Linked DNA regions of Homo sapiens: region 2 is linked to region 1. The links are chromatin loops, found by intact Hi-C in ENCODE. Cell type or tissue: PC-3. All regions are shown on one strand. Each heading gives the region's core, and the rest is flanking DNA. Links, peaks and the distances in the headings are about the cores only.

The links. Hi-C counts contacts between places; a loop is a spot of excess contacts. Peaks named below come from ENCODE experiments on the same cell type or tissue, not always from the same donor. Only the 100,000 strongest peaks of a DNase experiment are listed, where the experiment ranks them.
Region 2: it touches region 1 in a loop (2.6-fold over the local background); 6 of 110 quality-filtered maps call a loop at or near these places.

The regions. Positions count from the first base shown.
Region 1 is chr5:72,008,466-72,025,310 of GRCh38, forward strand. No RefSeq gene overlaps it. Among named protein-coding and RNA genes, the nearest start is that of MAP1B, 91 kb to the right of the region's middle. In PC-3, for the core only: CTCF peaks have their summits at 9,905 and 10,104; a DNase peak (open chromatin) is centred at 9,896.
Region 2 is chr5:72,094,635-72,106,515 of GRCh38, forward strand. LOC105379028 (a long non-coding RNA gene) reads right to left here. Exons shown (of 3, transcript XR_007058813.1): 3 at 1,223-9,000. Among named protein-coding and RNA genes, the nearest start is that of MAP1B, 6.9 kb to the right of the region's middle. In PC-3, for the core only: no CTCF peak of the experiment used is centred there; a DNase peak (open chromatin) is centred at 7,397; H3K27ac peaks cover 864 bases.

The DNA.
Region 1 (16,845 bases), core at 5,432-13,431:
ATTACATACTCCATATATAGTATGTGTATGTACATGAGTGTCTGTGTGTATACTATTAAGCTTAGCACCTCATTATAGGAAAAAAAGGTTTTGTGCCTGATTAAATAATTTTTCAGACTTTCTTCTTATATATCAATGTCCTTTTTCTGTCATAAGACAAATATCATAATAGACAAACTGGGGGAAATTTTTTAAAGTAGAGGAATCTCACCTATAATCCTATCCCCCATAATTGACTGCTATAAATATTTTGATCTATTTTTCCTATTTTCTTCATTTATAAAATAATGAAATATTTTTTGCTTACCATTCATACATTACACCCAATTCAAGAAAAAAAAAAAAACATTTGACATACAATTTTTCTTCTTATTCACCAGAGCTAACAAATGTTCTAAATTTGGTGATTTTTGTGTTAACTGTTCCCATGCATTTCTTTATCTTTTACTACAAATGTATATGTCTATAAACAAAATATGATATTGCTTGCATAACTTTAAGTTTCAAATAAATGACATTATACTACAACTTGCTTTTATTGATCTACAACTTGCTATTTTGCTCAAATTATGGTTTTGAAATATAACTATGTTGATACATGTGGATCTTATAACTGCTCTATAATATTCCACTGTAAGAATATTAGAACCCTCACAGAAGGGAGAAGGCAGTGCTCAAGGGATGTGCTGTGATATCAAAAATTGTCTTTTGATATTCAGAATTCACAGTCCAGGCAGTAGGTAAGTCAGGAGTTGATTATTAAGCTTTTAAAATAATTTTGCAAAACTTCACACACTCAGTATAAATTTAGATTAGGCATATCGTTCACCTCACTGGCCTGGAGTCCCTTATATCGACCTTTGGCACAGGGCAGTTCACCAGGAAAAGCCTCCGAGCTGTCAAATACATTAGTCTAAATGATCACGCTCGTGAGCTACAGTCAGAAGAGGATGATGCAGCTCTCACCTGAAAGCTACTCACTCTCTTACTTGAGGCATGATTCTGACAAGCTTGGTTTCATTATTTCCAAGTCCATGGTAGATTAGGGATAGCAATTTTAGAGTAGGGAGCCTGACAAGGAAGACAGCAGATAGAAAGGAAATGTGACTCCCAGCTCTGCCCTGCCGTGTTTATCCTCTCGCATGCAGGCTGATGAGCAAGAAAAACAAAGAATCAGACAGAAGAATTGAGGGGCTTTAGCATAAGGCAAATAGCTCTTTAACTACAACGTGAAACTGAGTCATCAGGAAAAAGCTGTACACCCTAGAGAAGGTGGCGAAGTGTGTGATATATTTTAGCAGCAATTCTATTGCAAGTCAGGTATTTAGAAATTTTAACTTTGGAAAAAAATAATGCTTGATGTATGCAGGGTTTACAACTTAGTAAACATTTTCACAAAGTTTGTCGTCACCACCAGTCTGTGAGCCTAGCTGAGCAAGCATTTTGCTTAGGAGCAAGGAAACGAATCCCAATGGCTTCAATGTCCTTCCCAGGCTGTCCACCCCGGGTTCCTCTGGCTCTCCACTTTGCGTGTTTCACCCTAGCAGTGTCGTCCTCCTTTCCTGGAACCCTTCCCTGGACACCTGCGCCAGGGCACTATTAAGTCAAAAGTAATAACACTGATGTGCTATAGGTGACTTCTCCGTGAACATACGCTTGAGGGCTGGACAGCCCAGTTTGACTCCTGGCTTAGTCACTTAATAGTAGTGTGGCCTCTCTGGGCCTCAATTTACAGATCTGCCACATGGGGGTAATAGTTCTACCTACACCTTAGGGTTATTTGTGATAATTAAATGAGTTCATTTACATAAAGCATTTAAACAAATACATAATATGCATTACCCAACCTATCCAGAACAAATGTGAATTCAGAAGTAGTTAGGAAAAATATATAAATGATTTGAGAGTACAAACTTGAATAGGATAATGCATCCCTGCTCTTCATAGAATATTTTAGTGCTTCTGTCCTAGTCCTACTTGATTACTAAATAGGTTTTATTCCAACTTAAAATTATTTACTTATATTTTTAAAAGTTGGGTTTATGGCCCAATAAGCTAATCATGTTTGAGTGCCAGCAAACTGGTACAGTCTGTTCCTGCTTTTAATTTATGATGTGGTTTGAGTCCCTGTGTTTGCAAAAATTTGGGAACATTGTTAATGACAATGTAATAAAAGATTTTAGTAAACAAATTTTAAGTACACAAATGAGGGCTGTGCCGCACGCAGCCTCATGCTGACTTCCTTGCCTGGTGAAGCGTCCTGCTTTAAGAAAGCAAAGTTGCCATTTTTTTACATTATAACAAGACCCTTAGTTAATGACAACTGTATGATGTTTATAGGAAGCCGCAGAACAATCCTGTGTTCTACTGGCAGCTGGTGGTTGGAGTAGCAATTGGGAAGATGTCAAAAATTCACACTTGGTTTTTAGCAAATAAATGTTTCAATGTTACTTGATGCAAAACCCTCTATTTTTCTTACAGTATTTTGGAATTGGCTGGAAAATGAGGAAGAAAGGGTGAACTGCTCGGGGGGAGCCCTCGAGAGGATCTTCCTTTTTTGTGCACTCTGTATTATTAAAGCAGCCCCACAGCGATTGTGCCTTGTCTCCCCTCTCTGTCCTCTTCTGATCATTTCTATTTATGAACATAATTTTACGTAATTTTAGTCATAATGTGGATATTGTTTTGTATTCTTAATTTTTCACCTATCATAAGCAATGCAAAAACATTTCTGCAAAGTCTCCACTTTTCTTCCTTAAAGTTGTGTGTTATTTTCTCTTATAAATTCAGCACTAGTTTATTTGCATCCTTGAACATTTTCCAGTATTTTTCTGTAATTATCTTTTTACATGTAGTTTTTGTCTTTTTTTTCTTCTTTTGAGTTGCTGTCCTGAGACTGTTGCCCAAGGTTGGGATTGAGGAATCAAAGAATGTGAACACTTCTGTTACATCGTACTGTTGGGACTTCCAAAAAAATGTGAACTAACTTATCATTGTGGAAGTGATTCTTTTTAAGGGAAGATAAAAGACAATTCTATATTTTTGAGAAAAGAGAGACAGGGCAAGAGAAGTATCAAAAGGAAAGAAAAGATGAGGAATAGCATTAAGGGCCCATTACAAATAGGATATAAAAAAAAAATCCTGAAACCCATGAGATGAGACAAGAGGGGATGTGGAAGAGAAGAGAACACCTCTTTTTTTTTTTTTTTTTTCCTCAAGACGGAGTTTCGCTCTTATTGCCCAGGCTGGAGTGCAATGGCGTGATCTCAGCTCACCACAACCTCTGGCTCCCAGGTTCAAGCGATTCTCCTGCCTCAGCCTCCTGAGTAGCTGGGATTACAGGCATGTACCAGCATGCTCGGCTAATTTTGTATTTTTAATAGAGACAGAGTTTCTCCACGTTGGTCAGGCTGGTCTTGAAATTCGGACCTCAGGTGATCTGCCTGCCTTGGCCTCCCAAAGTGCTGGGTGTGAGCCACCGCGCCCGGCCGAGAACACCTCTTTACCTTTTAAAAGGAGCTGGCTGATCCTTAAAGAATCCTCACCTGACTGCTTTTCTTTCTGAAAGCACGTAGGGAACATAGGCATGAACTCTTGCCATCTGCAAGGATCCCAAACTCAAGGGCATGTTGGATTTCAAAATGCAGGTCGCATGTTTATAACTTAAAATATAATTTCCCATGAGAAAAAAAGTAATAATAATGACATTTCACTTTTTAATCATTTTACAGTTTGGGGATATGGTACAGTTGTTCCAGTATAAATGGATATGTGGTTTCATTTGAGCCTCACAACAATTTTGGGCAGTAGGGTTGACTCTGTTTGGTTTGACACATACTAAGAAACTCAGAGCAAGAGACTTAGTATTGTCATAGCAATACATATGTGGAGTGCTTTTTTTATTTAAATGAAATTCACTGGTGGGAAACCAAAGCCCAGACTTTTCCAAAAATGGCATCTCCCTCCTCCTCCCCTCTTCCTCCTCTAACCCATGTCCTCTGGGCTAACCTTGCCTCTTTCCACATCAACACACTTGGCCACATTCCTGGTGTAGCACGTAAAAGGCTGTTTTACCCATGATTATTAATAATTTAGAAAAAGGGCAAGTTAGAAAAATATTTGCCTCCTAATTTCAAGATTTGAGGCAGTCTGTAGGCAATGATGTGAAATACATTATGCTAAGGTTATCTTTCAAGCCTTGGGCCTGTTTTGTTATACCGCTGATGCTCTTTTCCCTGACCCAGCTCCAAAGATATGAAATCAGATTGTCTGGAGTTGTGGTTCAAGGCTCTGTATTATAAAACAGACAAACAAAAACAAAAACAAAACTCTAACATGAAAGGAGACTTAAATGAAAAGATAAAGCATTTCTTATGTAAATAACAAGAAGACAACATAGAGGTGTCATTTCTCCCTAAATGAACTTTTATGTTAAATACTTCAAGATGATACTTGGAGAAAAAAAAAACTGTGAAGGGATTAGCTGATGCTAACGTTTGCTTGGGAAAATTAACAAGCATGAACAGGCTGGAATTTCTGAAAAAGAAAAGTAGTGGGGGGATTTGCCTTATGGGATTTTATAGCACGTTAGGAAGAAGCCAGCTCCTGCTGTCTTGTGGCTCTGGCACCTTCCTCACGCAGAGGCATAAGGTGACCTAAAGTCACTGTGCTTGTCTTCATCATGCCAGCACTGAGTTTTTGAGGAGATAAGTCTGGCTGTGTGCAAAGCAGGTGGAGCCAGACATAAGAGGAATGACTTCATTCTATAAGAACATTAGAGAGACTGTGGCTTGTAAGATTGAAGAAGACGTGTGTTGGTGGGGGTGTGGGGAAATGGCCACTCTCTTCTATCGGGAGTGGGTATTTATGCTTCAGATACACATGTATGAAGTATTATGTATATAAGAATCTTCTCGAAAATCTGCTAACCCTTCAACTCATTTCTTTCTTTCCTTCTGAACCCCCGTGTTATTCAAAAGCTTCCAATCCCCCAAATGTCTCAGTTTTCAGGAGCAGTGAGCTCTTCAGGGAAGATGAGGGGCAGGAAGCCATTTTCTCTTGTGCATCGTTTGTTAAGCATGTGTTTGCAAGTTACAAGTGGATCAGACAAATGTCCTTATTTGCCCAGACAATCCTGGTATATGACATTGTCCTAGTATAATTACTAACAGCTCCTCTTGTAGATGTCCCACTTGGGATGATAAACTACATGATAACCCTATTTAAAAGGCAAAGACTACCTGTATTTTAATATGGGAAGACAATAGCTTTGCCTAGAAGATAGATGCGTGACCTTGCATGTCTCTTTAATAGAGGAAGAAGGTCCCCCACACCTCCAACTGCCTCAGTGTGAACTTCCCTTGGCTTGACTCAAGGGCTTTGACTCAGGGGCTTGACTCAAGTGGTTTGAGTTAGCCTTGAGTCCTCATAAACATGGAATTATTGAGTGTTGCATCAAATGAGTCCCTTCCAAGCTGCCATTTATCTTACCAGAACTGAGTGTGTGCATGTGTATGTGCATGGGTGTGGTAGCAACGTCATCTTTCCATGGCTAAGAAGAAGTGTGGACATACAGAGAAATGCTCTGTATTACTGCAATTGCTTTTGCATTCTGTTTGCAATGAAGAGGGAGGAGAAAGAAGAGATGGAGGGGGGCAGGAGGGAGAGAGAAGTGGGGAGCAGGAAAGAAAGGGAGGGAGGGATATTTAAAGCCACTGACAATTCCAGGGTCCTCTCCCTCCCCAGTCCCAGGCACACACTTCTGTGAGAGGGGCTCTGATATAAAACCTGTCCTGGAAGAGGCAGCCTAAGTCTCAGACGCTGCTGTACAGAAGTCCTGTGACGTGGCAGTTTCTATAGCGACGAGTCTCTTTCATTGGAGAAAGCTCCCTAAAGCAGGATACACAAAACCCTAGCAACCGGTTGAAGGCTTTTTTTTTTTTTAATATGAAGATTTTTCTGCACTTGAATTCAAAAGCCCCCTTCCTAGGAAAGCAGCTTCGTAGCAGGCAGGAAAGGGCTGCCTAGCGTGTCCTGGGGTGAGGATTTGGAAAGATTTGAAAGCTGTTGTGGACCAGGGTAGGGAAAGCGAGAAAGAGAGGTTGCAGTTTAGTGCTGCCTCGACTGGCTGGATCCAGTCTGAATTCACCTTCCAGCCTTTTGTATAGGGACCCACCACCACTGCCAATTAACCCATGATATGAATCCGCCAGGGACAAAACAAAACTGCTACTGCCTCAGCAACCCCATCATGGTCTTCCCTTTCACCTGGCGTATTCCAGGCATCTTTTGCAGGGAGAAGTCAACTCAGGCATGCACACCTGAGAGCTGGGAAACAGTAAGCCTGCTTACTTGGCACAAAATAAATGCCCCATTTAGCTGATGCTTAACTCCTGCCTCTTCCCATCAACTCAGCACAAACGTCACTTCTTCAGGAAAGTCTACTGAATAAGAGATTGCACTTGGCAGCATGTAAAGAGACCCATCTGAGTAGTTTAACCAAATAGGAGTTTATTTTACACCTAAGAAGAGGCCCAGAGGTGGGCAGTCCGGGGGGCTGCCAGCTCCATAATCATCCCTGTCCTAGCTCCTCCTGTCTTTGCCTGGCTGTTGTTCTTGGCATGTTTCACCCTTGAGGTCCCTTCCTAGTCACAAAATGGCTGTTCCACCTCCAGCCAGCAGTGCAGGCAGGAACAAGAAGGAAGCAGTAAGGAGGAAGGGGCGGTGCCCACGTCAAGAAGCAAAACTCTTCCCAGAAATTGGCAGCAGATTCCACATCCATCTCATTGGCCAGGGCTGGGTCATGTGGCTTCAACCCCAAGCTCCAAGGGAGGCTAGGATATGTGGTTTCGTAGCTGGGCAAATTGCCAGCCTGAACAAAACCGTGGCTGTTTAAAGGGCAAGCTGAGGATGAGTGTGGGTGGACAACTAGCAGCATTTGCTACACTTCCGGTGTTCGTGTCTACACACATGCTATCTTCAGGTTAGGTCACCCCTCCCTGCCACACAGCGTCATGCAGTGGTGTGCTGGAAAATGTTTAACAGCCAGATGTCTGGGACAACAAAAGCCACTGTTTGCTCTTATCTGTGGTATAAATACTCCCACCGTGGCCAATTTTAAGCTATCAACATGATGTCCAACAGAGTTAGGAAGACAGACATAGTAAAACATCATTCTATAGTATTTCCAACATGCAGACATAAAAAATATAAATAACCTCAAAAGCATAGATAATAGTAAAATGTAAAATAATTAGGAAGTAATGGGTTTAAAATATGTATCTCATTTTTAATATAAATCGTGTAATTTTTAGCATATATAACTTAATATATATATTTTTGAGATGGAGACTTGCTCTGTCACCCAGGCTGGAGTGCAGTGGTGCAATCTTGACTCACTGCAATCTCTGCCTCCTGGGTTCAAGTGATCCTCATGCCTCAGCCTCCAGAGTAGCTGGGACTACAGGCACAGGCCACCATGCCTAGCTAATGCATGTATTTTTTTTTTTTTTTTTGGTATTTTTAGTAGAGACCAGGTTTCACCATGTTGGCCAGGCTGATCTCGAACTTCTGACCTCAAGTGATCCACCCACCTCGGCCTCCCAAAGTGCTGGGATTACAGTTGTAAGCCACCGCGCCTGGACTATAATTTAATTTTCAATAGTGTCTGCATTTAAAGGCTCACAGCATCCTTAAAAATGTAACCATCCACTCTCATTAGCACATTGCACACTGACTCCCACATGCCACACCTCTGTGGATCTCTGCATTTCCTACACTGTGCCTATCAGTTTATTATCATTGTGCTATTTGTGTGATTTGGTGTCAATATTTGTTCCCCCCACAAGACTGTAAACTCCACTAGGGTAGTGTTTGTGTCTGGTTTTGCTTACAATGTCAGCAGGTGCTCAATAAATATTTGAATAAATAAGTGAATCAATTCAATGTGGAACAAGGAGGTGCCTATATGCATGTATATATGTATAAACAAACAAACAAATAAATACATAAATTAGTGATTTCTGCAAAAGATCTTACATCTCAGCCTCCAGTTTTGTTTTTCTTTTATCCCCTAGTACTGGGTGTCATTCTTTTAGTATCTTAGTTCCCGAACTTTATTAAGATACAAATGGTTGATGAAGCTTTGACATCCTTTTTTTGGACATCTGTGGCTGGTGCTTACTACCTGCACAGAAAGACAGATCCTGGAGCAGCTGGGCTTTATTTTGTGACGGCCCTAAAAGGGAATGTTTGTTTTCCCTTACCCCCATGTCCACTGTGGATCTGATTCTTCAAGGACGCCTCCCTGGAAGTTAGAGGGACATTTTAGGAGGCCCATTAAGTGGCAACACATAGGCTGGGGCTGAGTGCCCATAGGTCTGGGACCTTGTCTGTTCTGAAAGAAACCAGAGGCAAAGTACTGCTTGGTTTCCCCTCTTAGAAAAAGGGTCTCCACCTCTACTCTACAGACATGCAGCAGATATCTAGGACTTCAGGCAGAGCTTTCCTGATGAGGGAGTCCTCAGCTTAGCCCCACAGACCTCAGTTTCACATTCAGCTCCTACCCAAAGGGCATCTTTTAGAAGACCAGCACCTGGTTGCCACTCTAAATGAGTCTAGCCTTTGCACAGACTTCAGGAGCCCACTCTTCCGAACCCAGTATTCAGGCAGGAAGGAAACTATGAGAGTAATGGCACCCCTATCCCCAACTCTCTGGAGACAGGGAAGCATAGAAATGAAGTAAAGAAGGAAACTGAAAATAGAGTAAAAGATCACTGAATTTTCTTAGTACCCAAAGCTGGTTCCAAAGTCAGAGAAAGGAGCTGGAATATCTCCTGCATGCGTCTGAGTTGGGATCTAACCCTGTGACTCTGGCAACTCCCAGAGTTTTCTGAGTCCTGCATCCCATCAATTGGCTTAAAAGTTTCTCCTCATTTTCTGCCATTAAAGCCAAACCCCATGGGGGATGGGTTTCAGGGCTTATTGCTTGTATCACACTAACAATTTTTCTCTTCTAAAATGAGACACAAGTGTTGGCAAATAGATAGAGGATGCGGTGACCTGTGATGTTGCATTTTGGCACTAACTGCTGCGGACTGGGCTATTTTGGATGCACTTGGGGAAAGCTTAAAGAAAGTCTAGCCTATTAACATGGTCACCGAAGACAGAACAGTCTGGCTTTGTGAAAACATTAGCAGGATGGCACTAGCAGCCTGATTTTCAGGATGTAAGTAAACTTGATTTGTCAGAGTGACAATAGAGAGAGTCCAGAAAGAGTCCAGGCTTGACTTATTAAAAACATTTACTCTTAGGCCGGGCGCGTTGGCTCACACCTGTAATCCCAGCACTTTGGGAGGCCGAGGCGGGCGGAGAACGAGGTCAGGAGATCGAGACCATCCTGGCTAACACGGTGAAACCCCGTCTCTACTAAAAATACAAAAAAAATTAGACGGGCGTGGTAACGGGCGCCTGTACTCCCAGCTACCCAGGAGGCTGAGGCAGGAGAATGGCATGAACCCAGGAGGCGGAGCTTGCAGTGAGCCGAGATCACGCCACTGCACTCCAGCCTGGGCGACAGAGCGAGACTCTGTCTCAAACAAACAAACAAACAAACAAACACAAACACACACACACACACAAAAATTCATTTACTCTTGGTTTCCTTAACCACTTTCAGGGAGTAGAAGGTTCTAAGAGGAAATATAGACTTAATACCAAGTGCCTGATGTGGAGCAAATGAAGTTTATACTTGTTGTGAAGGGGTTGTTAGCCAAGCCTGGGGTCCCAGCATGCATGGAAACATCTGGACAACTGCTGTTAGACATCAGCAGGAAGTGCCAAAGAAGTGTGGACTGTATAGGATTTTTGCAGGCTAATGACAACACTGTCCCTCTAGTGGCAGGTACCTGAATTGCAGGCCCAGTGCCTTGGGACCAATCAGCACAAGGAAGACGTTATATCTCACAAATTCAAGTGTTACCACAGCCTACATTTTTATGGGACTTACCATTTTAAAAGTTCTTTCACATGCACTTTCTCTCTTGAGTCTCACAACAGCTCTGTGAAAAACAGGTGATATTTTATTTTACAGATGGGGATGTAAAGGATAAGGGTCCATGTAGCTCTTCATGGACTCAGGTCTCCTGACTTTCAATTTAAACCTCTTTCCCCTTCTGCCCATTGAAATTAGCTTGCTTGGTGTCCCATTCAGGTCTGAGATGTCTACAATGTGAAAATGAATGGTCTCTTGTCCAAGCACTGAATTGCTCCTTTTCAAGGTAATGGTTCTGGAAACTGTGACTTTAAAGAATGAGTTAAGGTTAAAGAGTTATGAGAAGAGTAATGAGAAGGTTAAAGAAATGCTTTAACCTTAAGAGATAAATGGTGACAATTTCAGATACTGTTGATGGCAATCGGAGGAGAGTTTCCCAACTTGAAAAGCCAAACCTTGGAAGCAGCCTCCTAGTCCTCTTCTGAGTGGGACGGGGGTTGGAAGTAAACTGAAGTTGTAAAGTCTAAAAGATACTCTTGCTCCTGCAATTTCTCTCCTATCTCTGAGCTGATGTGTGTTGTTCCTTTAGAAGGTGAAATGGCTTTTATTTAGTAACTGGGGCTCAGGCTTACAATGCAAATAACCCTTGGAGAAAGAATAGATTGGCTTTCATTTTTAGTAGGTTGGAAATTATTGATTTACTGAGAGCTATTTTGCTGGACTGTGGCAGGGGAAGGGGAGATTCAGAATGCCAAGTAGAGGCCAAGAATGGAGGACGGTGGCACAGAAGCCCGCTTCTGCAGGTGCCACCATGTTGACCTGCCTGCAGGACTTTCTTCTGGGGTGAAGCAGCCTCACTTGTCCCTCACCCTGCCACCCTCTCACCACAAGCCTAAGCTGCCCAGGTAGGGCTTCAGCCATTTAGCTTGCCTGGCCTGACTCCAGGGTGAACTCTGCATTCAGCTCTCAGCTCACCAGACTGCTTCACGCTCTTCTCTTTCATGGCTCCTTGGAGGGCCATTGAGGGAGAAGAGATGGCAGAGGAGGAAGCTGCTGCAAATTTCTCTGCATCCTCTTATGCTCCAGAGGTTATATCAGAGCTTTCTCTCCAGATCTTAAGGGAAATAAGATATTGAATTAGAGACACCGGAAGGCCCCATTTGATTGACATACAGAAAGAAGAACGGTTTTCTTGACAGAGAATGTGTAAGAGAGTGCACATCCATGAGTCTATCTCTGTGTAAGAAGAAAGAACAAAGAAAATGTTTTCAATACATTCCATCACCCTAAAATAAAAGTCACTAATATTGCAAGCATTCCCTCACGGGCACAGATACATCACACACACACACACACACGCACACACACACACACACACACACCACATCACATCCCTAATAGCTTTGACAATTTTCCTCCAGCCAATGAGCTCCTTGCTGGTATCTCATGAACTTTGTGCCACAGTTCTGGTCTCTCCCATGACCTAGAACAGACTGGAGAAGAAAGTGACCAGAAAAAAGCCTGGCCTTCTTCTCTATTGATTCATCTGGTGCCCAGGGCTGCACCACCAAGGGCTTTCACTCTCCTCAGGGCCCAGAGCACCAGCTGCTGCCCAGCTCAGATCAAGTAGTGAGTGAGGACAAAGCCTGGCCAGCTACCTGGAAAGAAAGTCCTTCCTGACGGCTGAATTGTCCTCATTTTTATGTATTAGGCTGGTGCAAAAGTATTTGCGGTTTTTGCAATTAAAAGTACTACCAAAAACCACAGTTACTTTCACACCAACCTAATACATAGCAAACCACTCCCCTAACTTTGGATGGACAATTGCTCTTTTTTATGTAATAAGATCCTTTTCAACTTCCAGCCACCAAGCTACAGACCTCCAGGAAAGGCAAAGGGCAAAATTGTGCAGTCTGTCCTTAGCTTGGCTCCCTGCTTCTGTGGGAAATTCCCAGAGGGGAGAGGAAAGGAACCTGGGAATCCCTTCTTCTGAAGACAGATTGCTGGTCTAGTGTTTACACCTCCAATGCCATTGTCCAGGGCTAGTCGGCAGGGTGGTGGGGGGAGCATGGGAGTGTGTGTTTGTAATACTCTGGTCTGATTTAAACTCCTTGAATCTCTATCAGTCATCTCATATATCCCAGGAGTAGCCCATAGTTAAGTGCTTAGGCAGAGGAAGGTGGGAAAAGGTTGCTTAGGCAGAAGAGGGGGAAAAGGAATGAAAACACTTAGAAGGAAAAGAAAGATGTGGGCAGCGGTTTGAATGAAAGAGAGTGAGGGAAATAAATTACTCTTCCAATGACAAGGGGGCACTAAATAGATGGGCTTGATCCCTGCAGTGAGGCAGCAAGCAGCTGCTCAGAGCATTCTGTAGCCAAGCCTGCTGCAGTCCAGAATGGAGGGGCTGAGGCTTGGTGTTCTGCTGGATAAGCAGGAGGAAAACCTTGAAAATTTGCTTGATTCCATCAAATGCTTTTGCTGATTAAAGGCTTAGAAACTGCCAGAGTTCCTAACGCCTGTCTCTCTCAAACTAGCATGGTACAGGAGACCAAGCAGATAGTGATCTGAATTCGAAGGGAATATGAGAGATGGTGACCTGAAATCTCACCCAGCAGACGCCCCAGAGCTGGGGTCTGCCACTCTCTTGGAGAGGCTGAGGTCCTGGAATCTGGTGAGGGAATGGGGTGCAGGCTGAGTCCCAAGGCATAGGTGAGAGACATAGAACCACCAACTGATATTAAAATAACATTCTGCTTTGAGTGGAATCACTGTTTGCTGTGAGCTGCAAAAGGAAGACAAACACATCTTCTCTGAAGCTCGTGCTGATCCATGGGTGGCCTCTTGGGCAGGCAGAGTGAGAAGGGAAGACAGGAGGAACAGTCCAGCAAGCTGAAGTGACACAGCCTTCCTGCCAGAAAATCAACACCCTACCTCTTTGTCAGGGTCCTGGGCTTGGGCTGATGGCCGAAGCTCCTCTTGGGAGGAAAGTGATTCTTCCAGCTGAGAGGTTGGATTCTGGGAGGCACAGAAAAGATTCTACCACCCAATGAGCAGCCCCCGCACCTACTCTGAGGAAGGGCCAGAACACACAGGCCCCCTTGAATCTGGAGCAAACCTCTATACTGGAGGGAGCCCTGAGGGTCTCAAATGAGAAAACAGGTCCTTTCTTTGTACCCAGGTATCCCTTTATTCCTAGGGATAGTGTTTCTCTCAAGAAGATAGAATCTGGAAAAATATATTACCTGGAGACTATAAAATCCTAGATCAGAAGGCGGCTGTGGGCCCCTAAGCCCATCCTCCTCATTTACAGATGAAGAAACAGAGGCCAGGGGCCCACACTTAGCAGAACCTGGATGACAGCACAGATTTCCTCATTCCTATCCAGCCCTCAAAGCGCCTCACCCTGCCGCCTCCACTTTGTGTTCCTGCAGGAACTCCCAGCCAGTCCACCATGCACACATATTTTTTAAATAGACCTTATTTTTTATTTATTTCTTTTGTAACTTTTATTTTAGGTTCGGGGCACACGTGTGGGTTTGTTACACAGGTACATTGCGTGTCACAGGGGTTTGGGGCACAGGTGGTTTCATTACCCAGGTAATAAGCATAGTACTTGATAGGTAGTTTTTTTTATCCTCACCATCCTCCCACTCTCCACCCTCAAGTAGGCCCTGGTGTTTACTATTCCCTTCTTTGTGTCCATGTGCACTCAGTGTTTAGTTTTCACTTATAAGTGAGAACACGCAGTGTTTGGTTTTCTGTTCCTGTATTAGTTTGCTTAGTATAATGGCCTCCAGCTTCACCCATGTTCCTACAAAGGACATGATCTCATTCAGGATCTCAGCGGTTTTAGGTTCATAGCAAAATTGAGGAGAATGTACAGAGATTTCCCATATATTCCTTGCCCTAGCACATGCATAGCCTCCCCAGTTTGTCAACATTCCGCACCAGAATGGTACCTTTGCTACAATGGATGAGCCTACTTTGACACACCAGTATCACTCAAAGTCCATAGTTTACATTAAGGTTCACTCTTGGAGTTGTACATTCTGTAGGTTTGGGCAAATGTTTAATGATGTGTATAACCCATTATAGTATCATGCACAGGAGTTTGCCCTAAAAAATCCTCACATAAACAATTTTCATGGCAATTCCAATAACCAAGAACTAATCACAAGGCTTAATTGCCATAAGCGTGGGGATCCCTCTCTGGTGAACAACTGGCTGGGTGCTCACTGGCTTGAAGACATTTCCCTGCCCCATATTCCTTGTTGCTGGCACCCAGAATGGAAGTGTTTCAGTATATTCAGGTCCAGCATTAGGATGTGGGCACCTCAGACTGACAGATAGGACCAGGCAGAACCAAGCTGTGATATGTAGAGTTGACATTGTAGACAAGCTCCTGCTTCCACCCCAAAGGCTCCCTCTTCCTCCAACACACACACTTCCTCTATCCTTTCTTCTAGCTCAGCAAACTTCTTTCTATCCTTCCTAACACATCCAGTGCCCTTGCATTATATTCTCTTCTGACTGTCAAAAAATGGGACCAGGAAGGAGTTCAAGGCCAATTATTTGCTATTCAGTGTCAGTTGAGGTCTTTCCCTTTCCCTTTCCAGAGGCATTTGTAACACAGGCTTTAGCTCTTCTTATGTAATGAAAATTTTTGTTTTAGAAAGTTTGGATTTCTAAAAGGAGGTGGAAAGAATAAGGCCCTTCCCAGAGTCCTTGAAATCATCTCAAATAGCACCTACTTCTCCTACTTTGCATAGCTCAGGTTCTGGCCTCCTTTCAGCCAGAGACAATGGTGGAGAGCCAACACAGGATTTGAATAGAGAGGAGGATTTGAACTGGAAATAAATAGTCATTTGGAACAAAAGCTAAAGTTTTATTTTTCCAAAATATAAAACAAGTGAGAACTAGATAGACCCCTGGCTCTCAATGCTGTCATGCAGATGTGCTGGTATTAGATAAAAGAGTGCGGGAAAGTCCTGGATTCTGGTTCTGGGTCTACGTGCAAGTAGCTGGATGACATTGCAAATAACTATTTCTCTGAGCCTTGATTTCTTCTTTTCAAAAATGTTCCCACTGCAATATTCTGTATAGTTCAGAGGAGAAACAAAAAGCAAACCAGATGAATCCAGGCTGCCAGACTTTTCATATTCCCTGCTTTCAACAAAGGTGATTACAGTGGCTTGGAGAAGCTGTTTTCATCAAACCTTGGCCTGACCTATCTCAAGAAGAAGGCGCTAGTGGCCAACAGATTGCAAACACCACTATGACAAAGAACCCCTCTCCATTTTAAAAGGAAAGCATATTGATTTTTGGAATAGCCATTTCCTAGTATATGTAACTTTGAGCCAAACCAATGAAATTTATGAGGACTCAGCTTAATCTTATAACATTTTAAGATCAATAACAGCTGCCTGGAAGAACCTGACCATTATGGTGGTTGAAAAAGGCAGATACGAGAATATTGCAACTGTTAAAGCAAGTTGTATAACAGAGGAGAGATCTGAGCTGCTGTATCTTGTGGAAAGCACCTAGGCCTGAAACTAAAGTTAGGACTGTAAGGTACAACTTCTGGTTCTGATGCCAATCATAGATAAGCATCATCACTAAGAGAGGAACCATATTTATACTTGCTGACTATTGTAACCAGTACTTGGCTCATACTAGATACTCAATAAATATTATTTGAATCAACGTCTTGCAATGTTCCTTAATCATTGAGCCTCAGCTGTCCTTTATTATTCACTCTTTCATTTGATTCTTTCTTCAGTTCCCCTACCACCACCTCCTTGTATAGGTCGCCATTATCTTTGCCTAGATTGTTGCAGTAGACTCCTAACATTCTCATTGCCTTGGTCTTGCCCCCATCTAATCTGTTCTCCACACTGCAGCCAGAGTAATCCTTCTGAAAGGATACTCAATATTTAAAAGCCAGTCTTCTACATTGTAAAATGTATTAGCATAAAATTGTTCATAATATAATCTTATTTTCTTTCATATCTGTAGTGTCTATAGTAATGTCTCTTTGTTTAATAGCCCAACACATGGTATTTAATAAATATTCCATATGAACTTGAGAAGAATGTATTCTGAAGTTGTTTGATGCAATGTTCAATTAAGTTGTCTAATCATATTGTTCAAGCTTCTATTTCCTTAATAATTTTTTCTTTTCGTTCTATGAGGTATGTTAAAATCTTCAGTTATGATTATACATTTGTCTGTTTCTTTTAATCTATCAACTTTTGCTAAAGCAAAAGCTAAAGCTAAAACAAAAGCTAAAGCTAAAGCAAAAAGCATACTTTGAAGCTGTTATTCATTTTATACAACTTAAAACCATTAAATCTTTCTGTTGGACTTACCTTTTTGCCATAATAAAAATTTATGACAAAAGGGTAAATTCTCTTTTCTTTATTATATTAATCTAGAGAGTTAGTTACGAATTTTATTAATATTATGACCTCTAGTAATATTTCTTGACTAAAGTCTTTTTTTGGTCTGAAATTAATATAGCTACACCAGTCTTTGCTTTGCATGGTATATCTTTTTCCATCTTTTTACTGTCAGTCTTTCTGTATCCTTATATGTAAAGTTTATCTTCTATAAACATATTTAATTGGGTTTTACTTTTTAATAACTGTTAAAAATTTTCTTTAAGTTCAGTGCTCAGTCTATTTACAATTACTGTAAGTACTGATATATTTGGATTTAAGTGTATATCTTTGTGGCAATAAATGTGACAATTTAGGGAAATGTACAAGTTCCTTGAAAAGCAAAACTTTCTAAAATTAATAGAAAAATAAGTAGAATATTTCCTTATCTGATAAATAATTTGGATTTCTAGTTAA
Region 2 (11,881 bases), core at 3,742-11,741, 84 kb after region 1:
GGCAGGAGAATCACTTGAACAGGGAGGCAGAGGTTGCAGTGAGCCAAGATTGACCCACTGCACTCCAGCCTGGGCAACACAGCAAGACTCTGTCTCAAACAAAACAAAATAAAACAAACAAACAAAAAAAGAGAGGAGCCATCTCATTCCACATGGAATCTGTGCCACTTCACAATTTTTTGTGCTGCATTTTGGCCAGCGAACTTTCCTTTATTCTCCTCTAAAGGATGTTAAGTTCTCACCATACACACATACAGATGGTAGCTATGTGTAGGGCTGGAGATATTGATTAATTTGATTGTGGTAATCATTTCACAATGTATATGTATATCAAACCATCACATTGTATACCTTGAATATGTAAAATTTTATTTGTCATTTATACCTCAATAAAACTGGGGAAAAAGATGTTTAAAATACCCTTTCTCCACTTTTTCTGGTTTCCCATATCTGCACTTCTTCCTCCCTGGAGAGTAAGGCCTATGAAGGGAGGTATCAAGTCTGTTTTTCTCATCATTGCATCTCCAGCGACTCCAGCAGTATCTGCTACGTGGCAGATGCTTGCTAAAGATGTGTTGATTGAATGAATGTCTGAACAACCAAATAAGTGAATATCCCTTTGTGCCCAGATATCACAATTTGAAAACTTTGTTTTTCATCTGGTATCTGTATATGACTTTACTTTTTAAAAGTTCACACACATATAGAAAGACTTCATCTCTGCAGTAACTAATCCATAAGCAACTATAGAATTCTTAAGAACCAAGCTCCGTTCAGAAATGGCAAATTGAAATGCCATCTGAGGGGAAATCAGATACTTGCTGACCATGGGATTTGAGAGAAACTGCCCAGTTTCCTAAAGCACAACTTCGATTGTATCACTATTTTAAAACCCAGTGGTTTTCAGATGCTCTTGCCCAGCTCCTACTGATTTAGAGGGTGAACGCTGCATATGCTGACCATGCTGCGAATGAGAAGCACAAAGACTAGAAGTGCCAAGGCAGGGGGCTTCACAGCAGCCCCGATCTTTTGGTCTGTTCCTGCCCAATTCTACCATATTATAGTTCGTAACATGGAGCAGGATTGGGGCACATCTGTACTAAATGTCAGGCTTCATGGAGCTTCCCAGAAAGAATTACACAAAGAAATTACATCTCTTGAAGTGTCTAATCCACCTGTGCTCATTTCCCATGGCTGTTGTAACAAATTACGACAATCTTAGTGGTTTAAAACAACATGAATTTATTATTTTATAGTTCTGGAGGTTGGAAGTCCTACAGTCAAGGTGTCAGCAGGGTTTTGTTCCTGCTGGAGTCTCTAGGGGAGGATCCATTTTCTTGCCTTTTCCAGCTTTTAGAGACCACCCACATTCCTTGGCCCATGGCCCTCTCCTTCCATCTTCACATCTCTCTCTCACCACTGCGTCCATCATCACAGCTCATCTGTGACTCTGACACTCCAGTCTCCCTATTATAAGGACCCTTGTGATTATACTGGGCCCATTCATGTAATTCAGAGTCACCTCCCCAGCTCAAAATCCTTAATCACATCTGCAAAGTCCCTTTTGTCAGCTAGAGTAACATATTCACATATCTCAGGGATTAGAATGTGAACATTGCAGAGGGTGAGGGCGTCATTCCATCTACCACTCCACCCGTCTGCTTTCTTCCTATCAGCCTCAAAAAGTGCCCTCCAGATCCTCCACTCTCCAAGGCACCTGGTGACAGAATACACTCACTGGCTCCTGGAGGCATCCTCCTTCTGAGCTTTCCTAGTGCTCCCAGCTGGATGAAACTACTTGTTTGTCCATACTCCTTTGTGCAACCTGGACTGTTCAGGGCATCCCTTTCTGCTGTTGGACACTTTATTTGTACGCACATACGTTACTTTCCTGATAACCTGAGCCAAGAACCAACTTTGTGCCCTCCTAGGGCCTAGAATGATGTGAGGCAGATTGCTGCTGCTCAATTATTGCTGTTAGTGCTTAGCAGGACACACAAGACCCGTCTCCCTGAGCCTGGTGCCATCCAGATGTTCCTGTCAGAGTCCAAAGACAGTACTCCTCATTGCCACCCCAGAGCACTTCTGCTAGTGAGTGACATCTTCCATTCCTGTGAGCGGGGAGGACTCCACAACTGCTGCCCATTTAGACTACTTCATCCCCAGGGACTGCTGGTAGCCTGGGAAGGGAGCCTGCATTTACGTCTGCAGCTTCCCACCTTCTGCAAGTAAGCTTGTTATTGTTTTGCTGTTTGCTGTGGCAGTGGCTGCTGTTCTGCAGTGCCAGCTGAGAAGCTTTTCTCCAAGCAGCCTTGGTTATTTCCACTATAATTCTTTTCCCCTCAGGATGCCATCCTCTACATGTGTCGGTATGACTCACTTGGTACTTGTACTTGGTAAAAGCCAGAGTTTAATGAAAAGACATCGGTCGAGAACTTTGCAGTCTCATTTGCAGCCACATCCTGGGTAGGACTTGCCTTAACTCAGGTGGAATCTTTCCTCCCCAGCAGTCAAGAGATGCAGAAGTAACAACTACCTAACTGCCAAGTACTAGGCAAAACTTGGGGCTGGGGTTGAAGTGCATTAAAGGGCAGGCATGTGAGAGAATAAAAATATGAAATCAAAGTTTCTGCTCTTACAGATTTCAAAATCAATTGGGAAGAAATGTAAGTTACTAAGTAATTGCAAAATTTTGTAAAATCTTCTAGCAGCAAAATGTAGAGCTGGGGAAAAAATGTGGATCCTTATCTTATAGTCTACATCTGGATAAATCCAAAATATTAAAAGTAAAGTCTTAAAATTACTAGGAAAAAACCCTGAGAGAATTTTTCTTACATAATTTCAGAATGGTAAAGGTCTAAGTATAATATAGGACCCAGAAGCCATATGAATGAAAGAATAGGTAAATTTAATGACAAAAAAAACTTCCCATGGCAAAATGCACAATATGAAAAGTCAAAAAACAAATGCCAATCTGAGAAAAATATTTGTAAATCATATTACAGAAAAAAGTTAATTTCCCAAATGTATAAAGAATATGATATGGTTTGGATTTGTGTCCCACCGGCAATCTCGTGTCGAATTGTAATCCCTAATGTTGGAGGAGGGGTCTGGCAGGAGGTGACTGAATCATGGGGGCAGATTTCCTCCTTGCTATTCTCACGATAGTGAGATCTCACAAGATCTGGTTGCTTAAAAGGGTGTAGCACCTCTTCCTTCTCTCTCTTCCTCCTGCTCTGGCCATGTGTAGATGTGCCTGCTTCCCCTTCACCTTCTGCCATGATTGTTAAGTTTCCTGAGGCCTCCTCAGCCATGCTTCCTGTATAGCCTGTGGAACTGTGAGCCAATTAAACCTCTTTTCTCTATAAATGACACCATCTCAGGCATTTCTTTGTGGCAATGTGATAAAGGAGTAATACAGAATATATACAAATCAATAAGAAAAACACTAACCATCTACTAGAAAAAATGGGCAAAGCATATAAGCTGACAGTGCACAGAAAAGGAAATGCAGATGGCCCTTAAACATATGCCAAGATGTTCAGTCTTATATATAATAAGGGAAATGGAACTAAAATCACACAGAGACATAATTTTTAAATTATGTTAAATGGGCTAAAATTTAAAAGTTTGAAAATACTTACATTTTGAGGCATCAGCAGCCCACCCATCTATTACTGGCAGAAGTATATACTGGTACAACACCTATAGGAGGCAAGTTTTTAAGATCTTCCAAAATTGCAAACATGCATATCCTGGACTCAGCAATTTGCTAGAAATTTATCCTATGGATAGTCTCTAACCTGTGGGAAAAGACATATACAGAACTTTATTTACTACAGCACTGTTTATATTATCAAAAGACTGGAAGTCATCATCAACAGAGGAGTGATAAAAATAGAAGAGTGATAAATTATGATATTCACACAAAATGGAATTCTATGCATTGCTCAAAAAGCAATAGGGATACTCCTTATGATGGTTATGGAAATATTTCAAAGATATGGTAAGTGATAAAAACAAGATGACAGAACAGTTTGTTCAGTGTGCTGCTGTTAGTATACAAAAGAAAGGAGGAGTAAACTGCTAGCTATTTTCAAGAATAAGCTCAATATATTTCTACCAGTTCTTTTTGCTCATGCTGTTCTGTTCATGTAGATTGTCCTTTCTCCATCTCTGCCTGTTGAAAAATATTGTTCTTCCAGGACAATTTCAAATACTTCTTCCTCTATGAACCTTTATTGATCTCCTGAGTTAAGCACTCTCTCAGTTGAACAAATCTAAAATTATTAGGAGAATAGTTTTAAGGTTTGGAATGAGAGATCCTTTCTAAGACAGACAACCCCCATTAACTCATAAAGAAAGAAGCTTAGCCTAACCTTATAAGAAATTTAATAATTTGTATGGTCACAGACATAATAAATAGACATAAATACAAAATCTGATGACACACTGAGAGGAAATATCTGCAACATATATTGATGACGAAAGCTTATTATCCAGATTATATAAAGAGCTTCTAAAAGCCAGTAAAGATAAAAACAATAGTCCAATCAGAAAAAAGACACATCTTGAAGAGTTAAGCCAATAAAGAAAGAAAAGCAGTTTAAAAGGTGCTCAGTTTTAAACAGTAAATATTTCTCTCCCTTTGGTGAGTAAAAAATAAGAAGACTTACATTATGATGTGGGGAAAGAGGCAATGATGTGGAAGGAATATAAATTGTTAAATTCTTTTCAGAGGGTAATTTGGCAGGAGTCATCAAATGTTAAAATTAGGTATCACCTTCAACCCATCTGTTTGGCTTCTAGATCTAGGCATCTGTGCTCAGAGAAACATATATGAGTATAGAAGCACTTACAAGCATGGTCATTGCACACTATTTATAATAGAAAAAAACCAAACACCACCTAAAGGACCACCAAGAGGGGAAAGAGTAAAGGAAATATGGTAGATTCATTCTATGAGCTACTGTGCAGCAGTTTTTAAAAATAGATTTTTACATATTTGAAAAGAGCTTCAAAGGGAAAATGCCATTTGAAGAACAGTATATAAAATATTGTTCTATTTATATGGGGAAGATACATGTATACAGTCAGCCCTCCATATCCACCAGTTCTGCATCTGTGGATTCAACAAACCATGGATTGTAATTATTCAGAAAAAAATATATAAAAAAAGAATGGTTGAATCTGTTCTGACCATGTGCAGACTTTTTTCTTGTCATTATTTCCTAAACAATACAGTATAACAACTATTTACATAGCATTTACACTGTTTTAGATATTATAAGTAATCAAGATTATTTAAAGTATACAGGAGGATGTGCGTAGGTTATAAGCATCATTTTATATAAGGAACTTAGGCGTCCCTGAATTTTGGTATTCACAGGGGACAGAGTCCTAGAACCAATCCCCTACATATATGTGTACATTCTACACACACACACACATGCACACAAAATAGTTTAGCCTCTAGGAAGGGGAAGAGAACTAGGGGTAGCAAAGAAAGAACTTTCATTTTCTTCTTTATACATTTATAGGATGTTTTTTGTTTTTCTTGTTGTTGAAGGATAGTGATGTGAAGGACCCAGTTCACACAGTTAGGAAAAGGGACTTGATTTCAGTCAATTGGCCTTCCAGTGTGATATTTTTTTTCCACTGTTCCACCAAAAGAAAATAAGAGGCACTTTCGGAGTCAAGGATGATTGAATAGAAAGAAGTATAAGATATTTTCCTCTGGCTATGAAGTTCACTATGGAATTTTCAGAAACATGCCTCTTCTAACTAACCTAATAGCCACTGTTAAGAGTTAGGCCCATTTAGTTTATGGGCATAGAGAATGGCTGCAGCCATCAATGACATAGCGTATAGATTATCCTTTTAAAATGTTCTCTAATACTTCATACCTTGTAAGTCTTTTCCCTAATTTTCCTTTTGTTTCTTTCCCCAGGCTCTCTGGAATTTTTCTATAGCTAGCTTAAAGTTTGGAAAGAAAGGACTGATAAATGCTGAGTAAACAGACTATTTCTTGACCCTTAAATGACATACTGTCTTAAGTTACACTCTAGAGAATGACTTTAATTCTAACTAACAACACAACACTGGAGGTTCATTCAATGTGAGATTTACTCTGACTGTTTTATTCTTCCCACCAATCAACACTTGGGCTGTGCTTCATTTCCTTTATTTGCTTTAAATTCAATAGCATCAGTGAAGGTACCATATAGGGGAGGTCATAGACTTTGAAATATGACATAGCAGAGTTCTTTTCACAAGTTTTCAACTTACTATCTTTGTGATTTGGAGGAATTGTCTAACTTTTCTCCATGTCAGTTTTTCATCTGTCAAACAGCAATAATAATAACTAATGGCAAAAAAGAAATCACAATGACATTAGAAAATGTTATGAAATGAATGATAATGACAATAAAGACACAACACATCAAAATGTGTACAGGGCAGCTAAAGCAGGAGTTAGAAATATTTAGCCTTAAATGTATTTATCAGAAAAGAAGGAAAACTGACAATTAATTACTTAAGCTTCTCAAGCAGCTACAATAGGAAGTAAGATAAAACCCAAAGAAATTAGGAGCAAAACAGCATGGATAAAAACAGCTTCAATGAAAATATATATACACATACATAAAATAGAAAACTATCAATAATGTCAAATGTAGGTTTTTGTAAAGATTAACAAAATTGATAAACCCCTAGCTGGACTGATCAAGAAAAAAACAAAGAAAATACAAATTATCGAGATCAGAAATGAGAAAGAGACATCAATACAGACTTTAAGCCATCAAAAATATAAATAATACCAGTGGGAATTCACTGAAGTACTTTAAGCACCTAGCACACTACCATGGCTCATAGAAGCCATTCATTTAGTCATTGAATATGCTTTGACTGAGCATATGCCCTATGCTGAGCAAGAGGAATGCTAAGGTATATGGGTGGCTGGGTGGGTGTGAAAAGGGTGTGTGGGGGTGGGGATAGACATGTTCTTTGCTCCTGTGGAGCATAGAGTTCAACTAGTCTTTTCTTTATAAATTACCCAGTCTGTGGTAATCTGTTACAGCAACAGAAAATGGACAAAAGTAGTGCTCTCATCAGGAGGAAAAGCAAGGGAAAGCCTGTGTTGGAGGGAAGGATGGTTTGGCACAAAGTCATTGTGGCTGATGCTGGAAAGTAAGGGCAAGTGGAGGGGCCAGATGAAGCTGCTGAGATAAATGGGGACCAGCTTGTAGGTGACACTGAGAAGTCTGGTCTTTATTCTAAAATGGGGAGCCATTTGTGTTTTAAGTGGAGATGGGGCAACAAAACCAGATCAGAAAAGATCATTCTCCATATTGTGTGAAGCATGGATTGGGTGAGTCATTGTGGATATACAGATGCCAGTAAGGTGACTATTGAGGTTGCATGGGAAAAAAAAATAGCTAGACCTACTGTTTACAATATAAATTAAACTGGAAATAGCTCAAATGTTCACCAACAATGGACTGGTTGAGTAAATTATAGTAAATAAACATAATGGGTTACTATGCAGCTATAAATAAAAATGAGGAATATTAACATATATTATTGTAGCGTTATAGCCGGGATATAGTGTTTGATGAAATAAGCAAAGTGGAGAAAATTGTATGTATATGCTGCTACTTGCATTTTTAAAGTGAAAGGCTAAATCAAGGTAAAAAATTGTTACTCACAGGAAGAGACAGGGAGAAAGCTGGAGGGGACAGGGATAGAGGCTAAAGTTCTCCAAATACAAATTGTTTTGTAGATTTCACCTTGGAACCATGTAAATATTTTACATTACTATAAAGCAAAATTAAATTGTAAAAATCAATTCATAAAAACTGAAAACAAAATGAAACAAATGAACATAACTATGCACTGAGTTAGTGGCACGATCATATATAACAGAATTAATTACACTTTAAAACTATATAGCTTAGGCTGGGCACGGTGGCTCACACCTATAATCCCAGCACTTTGGTAGGCTGAGGCGGGCAGATCATCTGAGGTCAGGAGTTTGAGACCAGCCTGGCCAACATGGCGAAACCCCATCTCTACTAAAGGTACAAAAATTAGCCAGGCATGGTGGTGGGTGCCTGTAATCCCAGCTACTGAGAAGGCTGAGGCAGGAGAATCGCTTGAACCTGGGAGGCAGAGGTTGCAGTGAGCCGAGATGGCGCCACTGCACTCCAGCCTGGGCAACAAGAGTGAGAATCGGTCTCAAAAAAAAAAAAAAAAAAAAAACAAAAACAAAAAAAACAACCAACCAACCAAACAAACAAACAAACAAAAAAACTATATACCTTAAAATGTTTTTAGTAATCACATTGTTGGCAAAAGTGTTGCATTCGTATCTAAAACTACCATGAGGGTAATTTGTATATATTGTGGAACAAGAAAAATGAGAAACTATCTGCTGTTCTAATTCTGTCACCTTGGAGTCTTTGAAAACTGGAATTCTAGGCATAGGACAAAGGAAATACAGATGCAAGATAAAACGTTAGGCAAAATCCCTGTAGTCCCGATTCTGAGTTAGAGGTATAAGTATGAACTCATACTTGAAAAACAATTTATTTCATATTTCTGTCCACTGAAAATATCTAGAAACAATGATCAAAATAGTAGTAGCACCTGGTATACAGGGGTCTCCAAATACCATTACCCACGTAAGGAACTTGGATTCCATAGAGAAACGGCTCATTCCAGGTTCTGAGGCCAGATATGTGCAAGGTAAGCTAGGGATACCTTACCATACTACTGGCCAAAGATGAAAAAATGAAAGCATCAATATGAATAATGTAAGTTATATTTGTAATGATACAAAAAATTAGTCACCTTTAGAGAATGATTTGGAATAAATTAATTATTTTGAAAATCAGTAAATAAAGAGAAAAAATCATTTGTTTATCCTTCTTTTCCTGTACATACCGTACCTCAGGGTAATCAACTGACAGGATAACGCTTCTCCTAACAGAAGTCTTCTAGCTGTCAAATAAATAATAACAAAATTAGAATATTATCATTTTTTCAATCCATAGTGAAATAATGGATCTAGGTAATGATCATCAATAGCTGCTAAAATCACAGAATGAGGGTTAACTAGTCTTTAGGTGCCTTCTGATGGAAGATCACAATATTACCTATGAAGTATACATGTAAAAAATATCAAATCTGCATCTGATCAAGACTTTAGTTCTCTCAGAAAATTCAGAAGATAGAAGAACATGTTAAATAACACAACAGGTGATGCAATCGGCAAAATTTATGCTTTGTGAAACTCTGCTGAACAATGTTGCCACTATTCAACAGAAAATTACAAGGAAAAAAATAGCAGGATTACATAGATCAAAGGAGTTTAAGACTGATGAATCAGTTGAAATATATAGACATTATTTCAATCTTGATTTAAAGAAGCAAACTATAAAAATCTATGGATTGGGGATAATGGGTATGTGGGTGTTACTTACATTATACTCTCTCTGTTTGAAATTTTCCATAGTAAAATGTTAAACAATAACAGCCAAAAACAACTAACCCCATACCAAAAACAACTAATCCCTATTAAGTGCTCATTATATGCAAGGCACTGTTTTAAGTAATTTGCATATTTAAACTGTCCTCCTGTCCATGAGGTCGGTACTCATCTCTACTATACAAATGAGAAAACCAAGGTATAGAGTGGTTAAGCACCTTGCTTAAGGCCACACAGCTAATAAATTATGGTATTAGGATTCAAAACCAGGCAGTCTGACTCCAGAACCCATTTTCTAACCGGTACACTAGTACCTATCACAATGATGCTAGCTTGGACTAGGTTGGTGATAATGGAGAAACGTGGATGGATTGAAGAGATACTGAAGGTGAAATTGACCAGACTCCATGCTGGATTGCACACGAGGCTAAGGGTCAGGGGAGAGTCCAAAATATTTGTGAGGTTTTGGTTTGCATCATGGGATACATGGTGTTATGGTTCATTGAAATAACAAGAATGAGAGAGGATCCCGTTTAGAGGTAAAAGATGATTTGGGTTTGGAGCATGTCAAGATTCTGGTGCCTTTGGTATATCCAGGTGATGTCAGTTGAGCAGCTGGCAATATTGGTGCTCTTATATGTTAGTTTTCCCCCTTTTTCCTCCTTAGAACTGTATACATTTTCTTGGGATGAAGAGGGGAAGGGGCTACTTTTCTAGTATTGAAGTATAATAATGTAATATTCTGTTCTTGTTTCAGAGGTGTTGTAGCAGTATCACTTGCACATTTTATAAGACTGCTTTTGCTCCATTGTCTTAGTAACTGGGAGAAAACAGGTCAATGAATCAACCATCCCTTGATTGCTTACTATGCCCAGCCACTGTATTAGGTGCTTACACATTCTATCATTTCCTTCTTTCTTACAGTTACTTTAACAGTTATAAAGATGTTCTTCTTCTCATTAAATAAGGAGATGGAAGATCAAAAAGAGTAAGTCACTTGCCAAAGTTACCGAGCTGTAAAGTAGTATTCTGCATCCCTAGTCTGTGTTCTCCCATTATGCCTCTATTTTTCAAAGTGTGGGTGATGACTTAGGTGGTCACGGTCATGGTGTTTAATTGCACAGACACACACAGTAAGAAAGCGCTCTGTTATAATTTTCATCCAATCTTCTGTTGCAACATGGAGAACAACTCAGTTAGGTGTTAGTATCTCTTTAATACCTCTCTAACACTTGGCCAATCTCTGTTTTCAACCAAGAAAGGAGAGCCTTGGACTCAGAGTCTTGAGCAAATCATAACAGTATGTAGCAGGAATTTGATCACATCTTATCTTCATTGTGTATATTTTTAGGGATACTTTCTATTAATAAGTGATATTAGTGTTTCCATTTATACAGCAACATAGAATTGCATTTAAAAATAAATTTAAGTAAAAGAAATAAACTGCATAAAAGAAAACTATTACATACATAAAAGTAACAATGGTTCAAAGAAAGGAAAACCAAACACAAACTAGATGAGGCTGGAATCCAACGGATGACCTTTAGAAAACAGTGCTCTTCACCATATTTCCTGCCCCTCACCCCAGTTATGGGCTTTGGTGCTGGCCTTACTTCTTGAACAGCAATTGAATATCTTAACCAAAATATTATCTGGAAACACTTCATCTAGTTACTGGTGAATGCAGCTAGTTGGAAACACTTCATCTAATTACTGGTGAATGCAACTCTCTAGTGATCCTGTCACAGATCCCAAATACTGCGGGCCAGACGGTATTTTCATTCTGCATTGATCAGATTGACATGTTGGATGGAACCCCCCAGCCCTTGGCTGCCCAGCATGTCTCCCATGCCAGGGTGTCAGGAAAGATATAAGAGCAAAGAGTACATGACCAATAAGTCATGGCAGCTAACACCTAAGACACTGGGTTATTTTGGAAATCTTAAGAATATCTAGGTGATTATCTATCTATCTATCTATCTATCTATCTATCTATCTATCTATCATCTATATTTTACTAACAGGCATTCTAGTATTAAAGCTATGTTGACTAATTTCCATCTATTCCTCTTCCTTAAAGCTCGAATTCCCCAGTCTTCTATGATACCATGTTTGCACATTTTGCTCTTTCCTCACCCTCCTCCCCTTTTCTGGGACAGAAGCTATATTCAGTATGTTTGTGAGAAACGGTTGTAAATAGGCTGCCTTAAAAAAAAAAACAAAAAAACAAAAACAAAAAACACATTTTTTAGTTCTTCTAAACACAAACAAAGGCAATAAAAATTCCCAATGCTACAGGTATTTTAAAAGACATCATTGTCACGAGGTAATTTTGCTTGTGTGTTCCCCAAGGAACTGAAAAGTACATTATAGTCACTGTAACCCTGCTGAGTA